Linked DNA regions of Homo sapiens: region 2 is linked to region 1. Evidence: read pairs that join two places in POLR2A ChIA-PET (ENCODE). Cell type or tissue: HepG2. All regions are shown on one strand.

Evidence for each region. ChIA-PET counts read pairs that join two places held together with the same protein. Peaks named below come from ENCODE experiments on the same cell type or tissue, not always from the same donor. Only the 100,000 strongest peaks of a DNase experiment are listed, where the experiment ranks them.
Region 2: POLR2A ChIA-PET joins it to region 1 with 5 read pairs; 3 of 35 experiments call an interaction of 5 or more read pairs at or near these places.

The regions. Positions count from the first base shown.
Region 1 is chr14:20,994,832-20,999,831 of GRCh38, reverse strand. It overlaps METTL17 (methyltransferase like 17), which reads right to left. Exons shown (of 14, transcript NM_022734.3): 9 at 4,931-5,000; 10 at 4,599-4,667; 11 at 3,881-3,931; 12 at 3,540-3,623; 13 at 3,121-3,305; 14 at 2,797-3,047. The coding sequence ends at 2,942. It overlaps SLC39A2 (solute carrier family 39 member 2), which reads right to left and starts at 539. Exons shown (of 4, transcript NM_014579.4): 1 at 271-539; 2 at 1-90. The coding sequence starts at 385. It overlaps LOC101929718 (a long non-coding RNA gene), which reads left to right and starts at 669. Exons shown (of 4, transcript NR_110139.1): 1 at 669-1,058; 2 at 2,018-2,152; 3 at 2,622-3,000; 4 at 3,502-3,995. RefSeq lists enhancers at 1-480, 2,504-3,703. In HepG2, no CTCF peak of the experiment used is centred here; no DNase peak of the experiment used is centred here.
Region 2 is chr14:20,618,604-20,623,603 of GRCh38, reverse strand. No RefSeq gene overlaps it. Among named protein-coding and RNA genes, the nearest start is that of TRL-TAG2-1, 4.3 kb to the left of the region's middle. RefSeq lists an enhancer at 187-326. In HepG2, no CTCF peak of the experiment used is centred here; a DNase peak (open chromatin) is centred at 2,343.

The DNA.
Region 1 (5,000 bases):
GGGCTTCAGCAGTCATATGCATGAACCCTGCTCCCAGGAAAACACCAGCAGAAATACAGCCCAGGAGTCTGAGGACTAGCCGGTGATGACCTAATAAAAAGCAGAAGTTACAACCCACTTGACACTGAGGAGACAGACAAAGGTGAGTAAAGAGCAGCAGGCAGCACTCAATATCCCAAGGTTGGGGATGGTGAGAGAATCAGAGCAAGGTATCAGGACAGGGTTGAGGTGAGACTCAGGCTATGGAACAAAGATGGGGTAGGGCTATACCTCTGGCTGCATCAATCTGGAACCATTTGAAGCAGATGGGAGTAAGGCCACAGCCCAGAGTGAGAGCCAACAGGGCAAACAGGCAGCCAAGTTTTATTCCTAGTAGTTGCTCCATCTCTGGGGTGTAGGGTAAGCCCAGGAGTCAGAATGACAAGGGAGCTGTAATCTTTGGAGCAGGAGTGGTATCTTAGGTGGTCAACACTGGAGTGTCCACTCTCGTGAGTTTCAGGAGGCTGTTGGTATCTTCTTTCTGTGTTGCTTCTGCTTCTGCAGCATTGCAGAGCTGACAGATCCTGCCCCAGCTTCTAGCCCTCCCCCTGCATGGAGGCCCCTCCCCTGGTTCACGCCTTCCTGAGCTTGGAAACCAGAAACTCCAGACTCCCTGCCAGGCACAGCCCAGTGGCGTCTTCTCCTCCTCTTCAATGGCATGACTAATCCAAGAGCTACGGATAGTCTTAGTTCATGTGCTTGGGGTTGGTCTAATCCAAAATAGGAAAGTCTATGGTAGCTGCTTCCCAGCTATTTTGTACTGGGGACAATCTGGTCCTGTCTCACTCAGGACGTTTGATCTAAGCCTTCCATACCCTCTCCACCTCATCCCAAGTCTTATAGGTTGCAATGCTGATACTTGAACCACCCGCTTTCAGAGATTTGGGGCCACCTGGAGGTAAAGAGGTGGGGCTGAGAGGTGGTGCTGGTGCTACTCTGTGGGAACTAGTACCCACATGAGGGAACTACCCTTTCCTGTAACCCCAGAAAAATAGCTCCAGGCATGGAAATGTCTAGTGGTAAGTTGATTTGTTTTTTTTCTTTCTCTTTTGATTGGGATCAGTTTTGAGAGGAATGAGTTGAGATGTCTGGTATTACAACATTTATACTGTTACAACTTCTAACTGTGCCTGTTTCCTGGTAAGAACTGTGGAAAAAAAGACATTTAAGGTTTAAGACAAAGGAAGCTGCTCTAGCCCTGAAACAGCAAGGCTTAGGGGAAAACAGAAATGAACTGAGTGAATGGGAGGATTCTACCTGGATATAGAGAGGTGGGGGTAGAAGATTCAGTTCTGATGGGAATCACTCTTGATGGAAATGTCTGGGGCATTTCCCATACATACTCTAGGGTAGCTGAGGGACCCTGGGAAAGACAGAAGGGAAGGCGTTAGTACAAGAGGCCAGGCAGCTGCTGATTCCCCTATTCAGGTGGCCCACATAACAACCCTGAGACCTGTTGAGCCAGTTCTCAGAGCTCTGGAGGCAGCTTTCCTTGCTACTCCAGATTATTTTCCTAGGGAAGTCCTGGCCTCTGGTAGAAGCAGTATTCTTACAGTGTTACTGGATGATTCTTACAGTGTTACTGGTCCTGCTGCTTGTTCTTGTGGTCCGGTAATGAGATGCAGACAGACAGACTGGGAAAGACGGGAGTTTATTTCTGCAACTGATTACAGGGAGGTCGGAGTAGCACACCAGACCAACTCAAAGTTACAAGCTTTTCTTTAGCTTTTATATACAATTCAAGCTCTATGACTACCTGCGGGAATGTTTCCTAATTAATCTAAACTAGGGGTCTGCAGGTAGAAGTTTTTTTTTTGTTTTTTAGAAACAAAGCAATAAACGATTTGATTTAGAAATAAAACCATTCCCATTATTGCAGCATTATCATCAGTCACTGATTGCTAATGCTGTTTACGCTTCTTTTTCCCTGGGATGTCTGAACCTGGCAACTTTTCTTCCTGTTCTTCTATTTTCTTAGCAAACCCACATCAAGGGTGTCTGTTCGCGTTTGAAATTCATCGGCACCAGAAAGAGCTAACATGTTGGCAGTATCTAGAAAACCATCAACATGAGCATGGGACAGTTCGCTTTGCAGCTGATCCCACCATAGTGAGTGAGTACTTGCAGACAGAAGTTTCTTAATCTTAAGTTGGTCCTGGGATGGGTTGTATGTGCAGGAATGCTTTTATCACTCAGCTAGATCTGAGGTAGAGAAAGTATAGGTGGGGCTTTAAAGGGCTTGCTTTTTTTGTATTCTGGCTTTCGTACTCAGGCACCAGTTTCCCCCGATTCCTTATCCATTTTTCTTGCTTCTGCTTTAATGTTTAACTTGTACATTCATCATTATAGCAAAGGGCTTATGGAAATCTGGTTTTTCTACTTCTGCTTTAATGATCAGCTTACACATTCATCATTACAGCGAAGAGCTTATGGAGCTCTGAACTGCCACAATAGGAGAGGGCGAGCTTGAGATTTGTGTGGGAAGCCTGGCACCAAAAATCTGAGGAAGCTCTTCATTACAGGATAGGCCAGGATAATTAACTATACCTTTTACATGTTTTTTTTTTTTTTTTTTTTTTAAGGGAGGACGTCTTGCTCTGTTACCTATGCTGAAGTGCAGTGTTACAATCAAAGTTCACTGTAGCCTTAACACCTGGGCTCAAGTGATCCTCTTGCCTCAGCTTCCTGAGTGGCTGGAAATGCAGACACATGCCACCGTGCCCAGCTTCTACACTTTTTAAGAATCACAAAATCCACTTCCATTCTTCAAAAATTTATTATTTATTATTAAAAATCTCAAACAAACACAGACATATGGGGATACCAGCATTCCCCTCCTGGATACCAGGCAGCTTCAGCCCTGGCAGGCACGATAGAAGAAAATACTTGTTACACATCCTCATCAACTCTCAGAGGGATCCTGAGCCGTAGATGGAGGAAACGCAGACGGAGTAAGCACAGGTAAAAGATCTCCCCAGGAGCTGACACGGGCACAACGATACAAATCCCTGTGGAAACAGATGCTGGCGTGGGCTGCAGCTTCCTGCCACATCCCACTGATTTTGGTCACACCCCCCATACCTGCCGTGCCGGCGGGCTGTGAGCACAGCATGCTGCATGTGCCCATCTGGACAGCACAAGTGACAATGCACATGGCGAGGCCGTTTAAGGACAGGCTGAGTGATACGGGGCCAGCGATGAGCCTCCTCTGGAGACCCCCGAGCAAGGATCACCATAGAGAACTTTTCTTCCTTTGGTTTCTTGTTCTAAGATAAGGAACATAGAGACTGTTTAGAAGAAAAAGATATGGGAAAAAAGTTTGTACAGTCCCTTCTTCCCCATTCCTGCAGTCCTTTTTTACAATGTATAAATCATATACATGTAGGCCCTAAAGTCTCCAGGCTATTCTACAAATTATCCAACTCCTCCTAACTCTGATTCTTTTTCTTCCTGTTTTTCCAGGATGTTTGCTTCCTGCTGCAATATCCCCAGGTACCTACCCAGCTGAAGGGGATGGGATGGTACGCCTGTGAGAAGCTACAGGCCAGGTTGGTCAACTGGGGACAAGGGAGTTCATGGGGACACTGTGAACACATAAAAAAATGAGGTAAGACAAAAGAGCCATCAATCACAAAACTTAAAAACTGAGAATAATAGAGTCAAAAGGGGCCAGGGAGAAGGGAGGACAGGAGCAGTGGGTAGGAAGAGCCAGGGGAATCATTAGGTAGGAACTGGATAGGAACACAAAGTAGTGGAGAGTGGCTTAGCTTTACCATCTTACATTTCCCGGCCACGCCTAAGTTCAGATCCGTGTGGTGGGACAGGCAGAAGTAATACTCACCGGGGCAAAGACAAAACCAGGTCGAGGGTCCAAAGGTGACTTCTCTTTTCCCTGAAATCAAAGGAAATAAAAGAAATAAAGCTGGGCCAAGGGTCTATTTTCATAATTCAATCTCTGCACTCAGTAAACTGAGGACTCCTTTAACACTCAATTCTAATAACGATTGACTATGTCCTTTGAATTAAGCTGGCTGCATCTTTAATACTCCAAACAAAGAACTTTCTCTTTGCTGCAGGAGAAAGGCAAGAACTTGGCACATAGTACGGTGCTCTCCCTTGTCAGCAACCTCCACTCTCAAAAAAATCCCACTCCAGGACAATTAAATTTATGATTATACACTGGCTCATACTCTCCCCCAGTGACAAGGTTCTTAGCTCAGCAATGCCCTAGATTAGGAGTCCGCAAAGTTTCTTTTAAAGGGCCAGAGAGTAGGCAAAATCTATCTCTGTCCCAACTACTCAACTCTGCTGTTTGTAGTGTGAAAGCAGTCACAGACAACAGAGGCACAAATAAGCATGGCTTATATAAAAACAGGTGGCAGGTCGGATTTGATCCACAGGCTCTCATTTGCCAACCACTGCTCTGTATCATAATGACTTCATACGCCCAGTTTCCTGAGAGCCACCCTTGTCAATACATGACAGTCTCTTTCGTTTTCAAGAGAGTAACAGTAATTGGTGCCATATGGGTGGGGGAGTGAGGGAAGAAGAAGCCTTACCTTAAGGACCAGATCCCTGGCATCCATGAGAAGGCTGTGCCCAGCTTTTGTTCCATTCTCCACCAGTACCTGTTCACAAAAGGGGAAAATATGCAGAAGACTTGAATTACACGAAAGTATAAATGTCAGTAGCTGTGTAAGAGCAATCATAGAGGGAGAAGGAGTCCTAAAAAGAAATAGGCATTACATAATCAGGATGGAGACCCTCAAAGAGGGATAAAGAAACCCATGAAGGAGAAAAATGGTGAAGAATAAAGACAATGAGAGGAGCAAAGGCATGAAATCCATGAAGCTGCTTCAAGACTTAAGGAGAACAAGGAATTTTAACTCACCAGGAAATGACCTGTCTTACGCCATAAGGTTTGAACTACCTCAGTGCGGTCAGCCTTGCTGGGCAGTTCA
Region 2 (5,000 bases), 380 kb after region 1:
AGGAGCAGAGGGAAAGCTAGAAAACGGTTTCAGAGGTGATACTTGGGGTCTCCCGCACCCAAAGTGGGAATCACTGACCTGCGAACAACCCCACTCGGCGCAAAGCCCTGGATTATGTATTATTTATATTCTTTGCTGCTGTTCCCACTTGGCTGTTTTCTTGGTCTGTGGATCCAGAAATTCTCCTGGGAGCCTAATTAAAGTTGCCTAATTTTAAGTGCTCTCTCTGTCCCCCATCTCAATCACTCAAAAAAACCACAACCCTTTCTCGCCTCTCCTGGCTCTAGGCCTCTGAGGTCTCTCCCCAAGCCCTGGTGGCCCAGCGGGTCAGGTTGAGGGCGAATAGAGAGGAAAAAAGCGTTCTTCCCTGGGTCTCCGCGGGGGCGAAGGTCCTGCGAGTTCACGGTCACCGCTGCCAGGAGTTGGGGGAGGCGAGCAGAAAGGAAGTTCTTAAAAAGCAGCTTTAAAATAGGGCTCAGGGAGCACCGCATAAACGTAGAACCCAGGCAGGGAAGCGGGGGCGGCATAGGAAAGGGCAGGGACGTTCGGAGGTCGGAGGCAGGCTCTCCTCCCGCGCCCCCCCGCAACTCTAGTCCGGGCTCCCCGCGGTGCCTCCCAAACTCACCCCGTGTTACATCCCCCTCTTCACGCCTCGTCACCCTCTGGCGCCAGCACCCTCCTCACCAACCTCCAGCTCACCGGCAATCTAAGCTCACTGGGTACCCACCGTTGGCCCTGACCAGGTCTCTTTCTCCCTAGAAGGAGGAAGTCAGCACCCAAGGCCAGCAGGCAGCATCTCGTAGGTTTTGAATCCAGCAGGATGGTCAAAGATATGGCCTCCTACGCATCACTTAAGACGGAGAGATTAAAATACCCGTCGCCAGCCCCTTTGGCTGAATGTATGACTACTAAGAAATTTCACGTTGTGTTTTCAAGCTTTGGAGGAAGCCTTAGGGGAAAAGGAGTGTGAGCTTACTGCCTCCATCAGTACACGCAAGTCTTTGCCAGGGTCAGAAGTGGAAAGACTAATGTTCTTCTTAAGCTGGAGAGAATCCTAGGAATCCTGTGCCACCATCTCAGTGTGCAGGCCGGGGAAGCATCAGCTTGAAAGAAAAAAAGAAAGATCCTGGGGCTCTTTACGACTTGAAAGAGCTGTGCAGGGTGAATGGGAGGGGAGATAACAAATATTTAAAATATCTGTTGAGCTATTATACCTAGAATTGAGCCAATAAGAGACTTAGGGCACATGAATGGGTCTCATATTGAAACTTTTGATGAGCTCTCCAGATGAGATTTTACAGTCACATTTATGTCTCTGTGTTTCAGTGCTAGTCTGATAAACATACCTGCTATGGTTTGAATATGGTTAATTTGTCCCCACTAGAACTCATGTCGAAATTTGATTTCCAATGTGTCAGTGTTGGGAGATGGGGCCTAGTGGGAGGTGTTTGGATCACAGTAGTAAATTCCTTATGAATGTCTTGGTGCCCTTCTCTCTGTAGTGTGTGAGTTCTGGCTCTGGTGAGATTGGATTACTTCCTTTGGGAATGGATTAGTTCCCTGGGAGAGTGGGTTGTTATACAGCCAAGAGGCCCTCACTTTTTTTTTTCTTTTTTTCTCTTTGTATGTGTCTGCTTCCCCTTTGACCTTCTCTGCCTTGTTTTGACCTAGTGTAGTGGCCCTCCCCAGAAGCCTGGCTGATGCTGGTAACATGCTTCTCCTACTTCCCAGGCTGCAGAACTGTGAGCTAAATAAACCTCTTTCTTTCTAAATTACTCAGCCTCATGTATTCTATTACAGCAACACAAAACGAACGAAGACAATACTCATTTGGCCAGGTGTGGTGGCTCACGCCTGTAATCTCGGCATTTTGGGAGACTGAAGCAGGCACATTGCTTGAGGTCAGGAATTCGAGACCAGCCTGGACAACATGTCAAAACCCCGTCTCTACTAAAAATACAAAAATTAGCCGGGCATGGTGGCATGTGCCTGTAATCCCAGCTACTCAGGAGGCTGAGGCAGGAGAATCGCTTGAACCCAGGAGATGGAGGTTGCAGTGAGCCGAGATCGCACCACTGCACTCCAGCCTGGGCAACAGAGATTCCATTTAAAAACAAAAACAAAAACAAATAAACAAAAAAAATCATAATACTCATTTAAATAACCCATAGTTTCTCTATGTGTTGACTTTTTTTTTTTAAATATGAAGATTCTCAAGTGATGGAAGTGGCCTGAGCTCATTTTGATCTGTTTTAGTGCCAGATCAGGCAATAAAAGGAAGCAGTCAACAGGAAAGAACCTATCATCACAGCAGAGCCCTCTTTGATCCTGGAATGCTGCAGGTTCAAATTCCTCAAACTGACAGGCGTCAGAGCACTTTCTTATCAAGAAAGTACCACACTCTCCTGTTCCTGGCTGAAGTTCCTTTGCTAACAAGTGGGCATAGCTTCTCCTATTCAATTTCCTATTCAGTGTTGCTGGAGTACCTATTTCCCACCTTGTGCTCACAGGATCCTTCAGTAGGGAGGGAGGAAACTTGGCCTGTTCCTTTCAAGAAGTGGATCACATGTTGGATTGCACAGCTCAAACAGTAAGTGCCCTGAGACCCATAAGCCAGGTGTCTTGGCTTTCCTAGTAGAATGCCAAATTTGCTGCATACTTGATTGCCCAATATCTAAAGCAAATAGATAACCACCCTTTTGGAAAGATGCCTGATACAAATACATGCAATGTGTTCGTCTGGCTGGCACATGTCTATTCCTTCAGTCTTCAGCACAGAATGCTGATATTCTAGGCTCTAGCATTCTGTAATATTGTCGGAGAGTTTAACCTTGAATTTCTTGCTATCCATACCTTGTTAATAGTTCAGATGATGAAAATTTATAGATAAGCAAGAGATTTACTTTAAGGCCTTAATATGCAAAGTGTGATTGGGGACCAGCAGCATCAGCATCTTTTGGTAGCAGATTAGAAATGCAGAATCTCAGGCCTACTGAATCAGAATCTTAACAAACTCCCCAAAAGTTAGAGTATGCATTAAATTTTGAGAAATACTCTATGTACCAACTTCTGTATCAGATGTTCTATGTTCATTTAGAGCATCTGAAAATTCCCACCAGAATCTTTCTGGATCAGTCTGCAGCAGAAGACACGCACTACATTGCAATGTAAAGCTCTGTTCCTAGCTCCAATAGAGAGCCATGCCCCAGTCTGGGCATGGTGGCTCATGCCTGTAATCCCAGCACTTTGGGAGGCCTAGGCGGGCGGATCACGAGGTCAGGAGTTCAAGACCAGCCTAACCAACATGGTGAAACCCCGTCTCTACTAAACATACAAAAATTAGCCGGGCGTGGTGTTGTGCGCCTGTAATCTCAGCTACTTGGGAGGCTGAGGCAGGAGCATTGCTTGAACCTGGGAGGCGGAGGTTGTGGTGAGCTGAGATCGTGCCATTGCACTCCAGCTTGGACAATAAGAGTGAAACTCTGTCTCAAAAAAAAAAAAAAAAAAAAAAGCCATCCCCCTATTGGCCTGAGGACCCCTCTATGTGCTGTAAAATCTTGCTCAAAATTAAATACTATATTTAAATTAAATAATATTTTTGATGACTCCATCAGATAGTCAATGCTTTCAGCATTTATTGAACCCGACTTACTTAGCTCTGATATGGTTTCATATGGTTATCACATTGACCATCACAGTAAAGCAAAGTACTGTGATTGTACTTAGAAGTTTTCTATGCAGTGGCTCACGCCTGTAATCCCAGCGCTTTGGGAGGCTGAGGAGGGCGAATCATGAGGTCAGGAGTTCGAGACCAGCCTGACCAACATGGTGAAACCTGTCTCTACTAAAAATACAAAAAAATTTAGCCAGGCGTGGTGGCACACACCTGTAATCCCAGCTACTTGGGAGGCTGAGGCAGGAGAATCGCTTGAACCCGCGAGGCAGAGGTTGCAGTGAGCTGAGATCACACCACCGCACTCCAGCCTGGGCGACAGAGCAAGACTGTCTCAAAAAAAAAAAAAAGTTTTCAAAAGTAAATGCTCAAAGTAAAAAGAGGGAAGGGAAATTTCCTTATACTCAGCAGGGAGATTTAAGCCCCTTATTTCTAGTTTGTATTTGTCTTTACACTTTTCACTGAACTTCATTGGAGAGATGGGACCAGAGGGATTTCATGGAGTAATCCAGTGAAATCAATCACCTCTGCAAGCTTCAGGTGAAAAGAAATGCAATCTTTGAACTATGGTATGATCAACAGGAATGGAAAGGGGAAGGATATGAGGCATTTTTTATTCTTTGTTTCTGTCCATCCTTCTGGTATCATTGTCCTCCTTCACCTACTCAGTCCCCATAAATATTGTAATAGTCTTGGTGCTTTGGGTTTAAAAAGATCGTGTCTGATGTACAATTTAATTTCTTCTTTGATTTCCCTCTACTGCTTTTCCTAGTCCCTGACTTTAATTCCATAGTGTACCAAGTGCTCAAAACACAGTCAGCTTCTCAGTGAACACACAGGAGTGTTTATAATGGGTTTAAACATTTGAGGCAAGCCAGTGGGGTGCATGTGCCAGGAAGCCTTTTGGGTCTCGGAAATAGAATCTTGCCCACTTCACATCCACCAAATAAATCTGTGCTTATCATTTGATCAGGTTTGGGGAGGAGCAGAAGACAAACAAGAATATTATCCTTGCTCATTGGGAACTTGAATTTGAATAAAAGAAAATATCTTCTCCACCTTTTACAATATATACAATACAAACCTAGAAGAATGAACAAACACACAGAGACACACACTACAGTTAGATGGCAATACAAGTGGTAACTGATAATCACCAGAGTGAGTGTAGCCTCAGTTTCCAGAAGGTAAGATGTCTGTGGAAATCTGAAGAAAACTTTGAGAAAGTACAAATCGAGGCAAGTACGTGTGTGTGTGTGTGTGTGTGTGTGTGTGTGGCTAAAGCTTTGCAAACTCACGTTCCTTGATGTCTGAGATAAACAGTCTA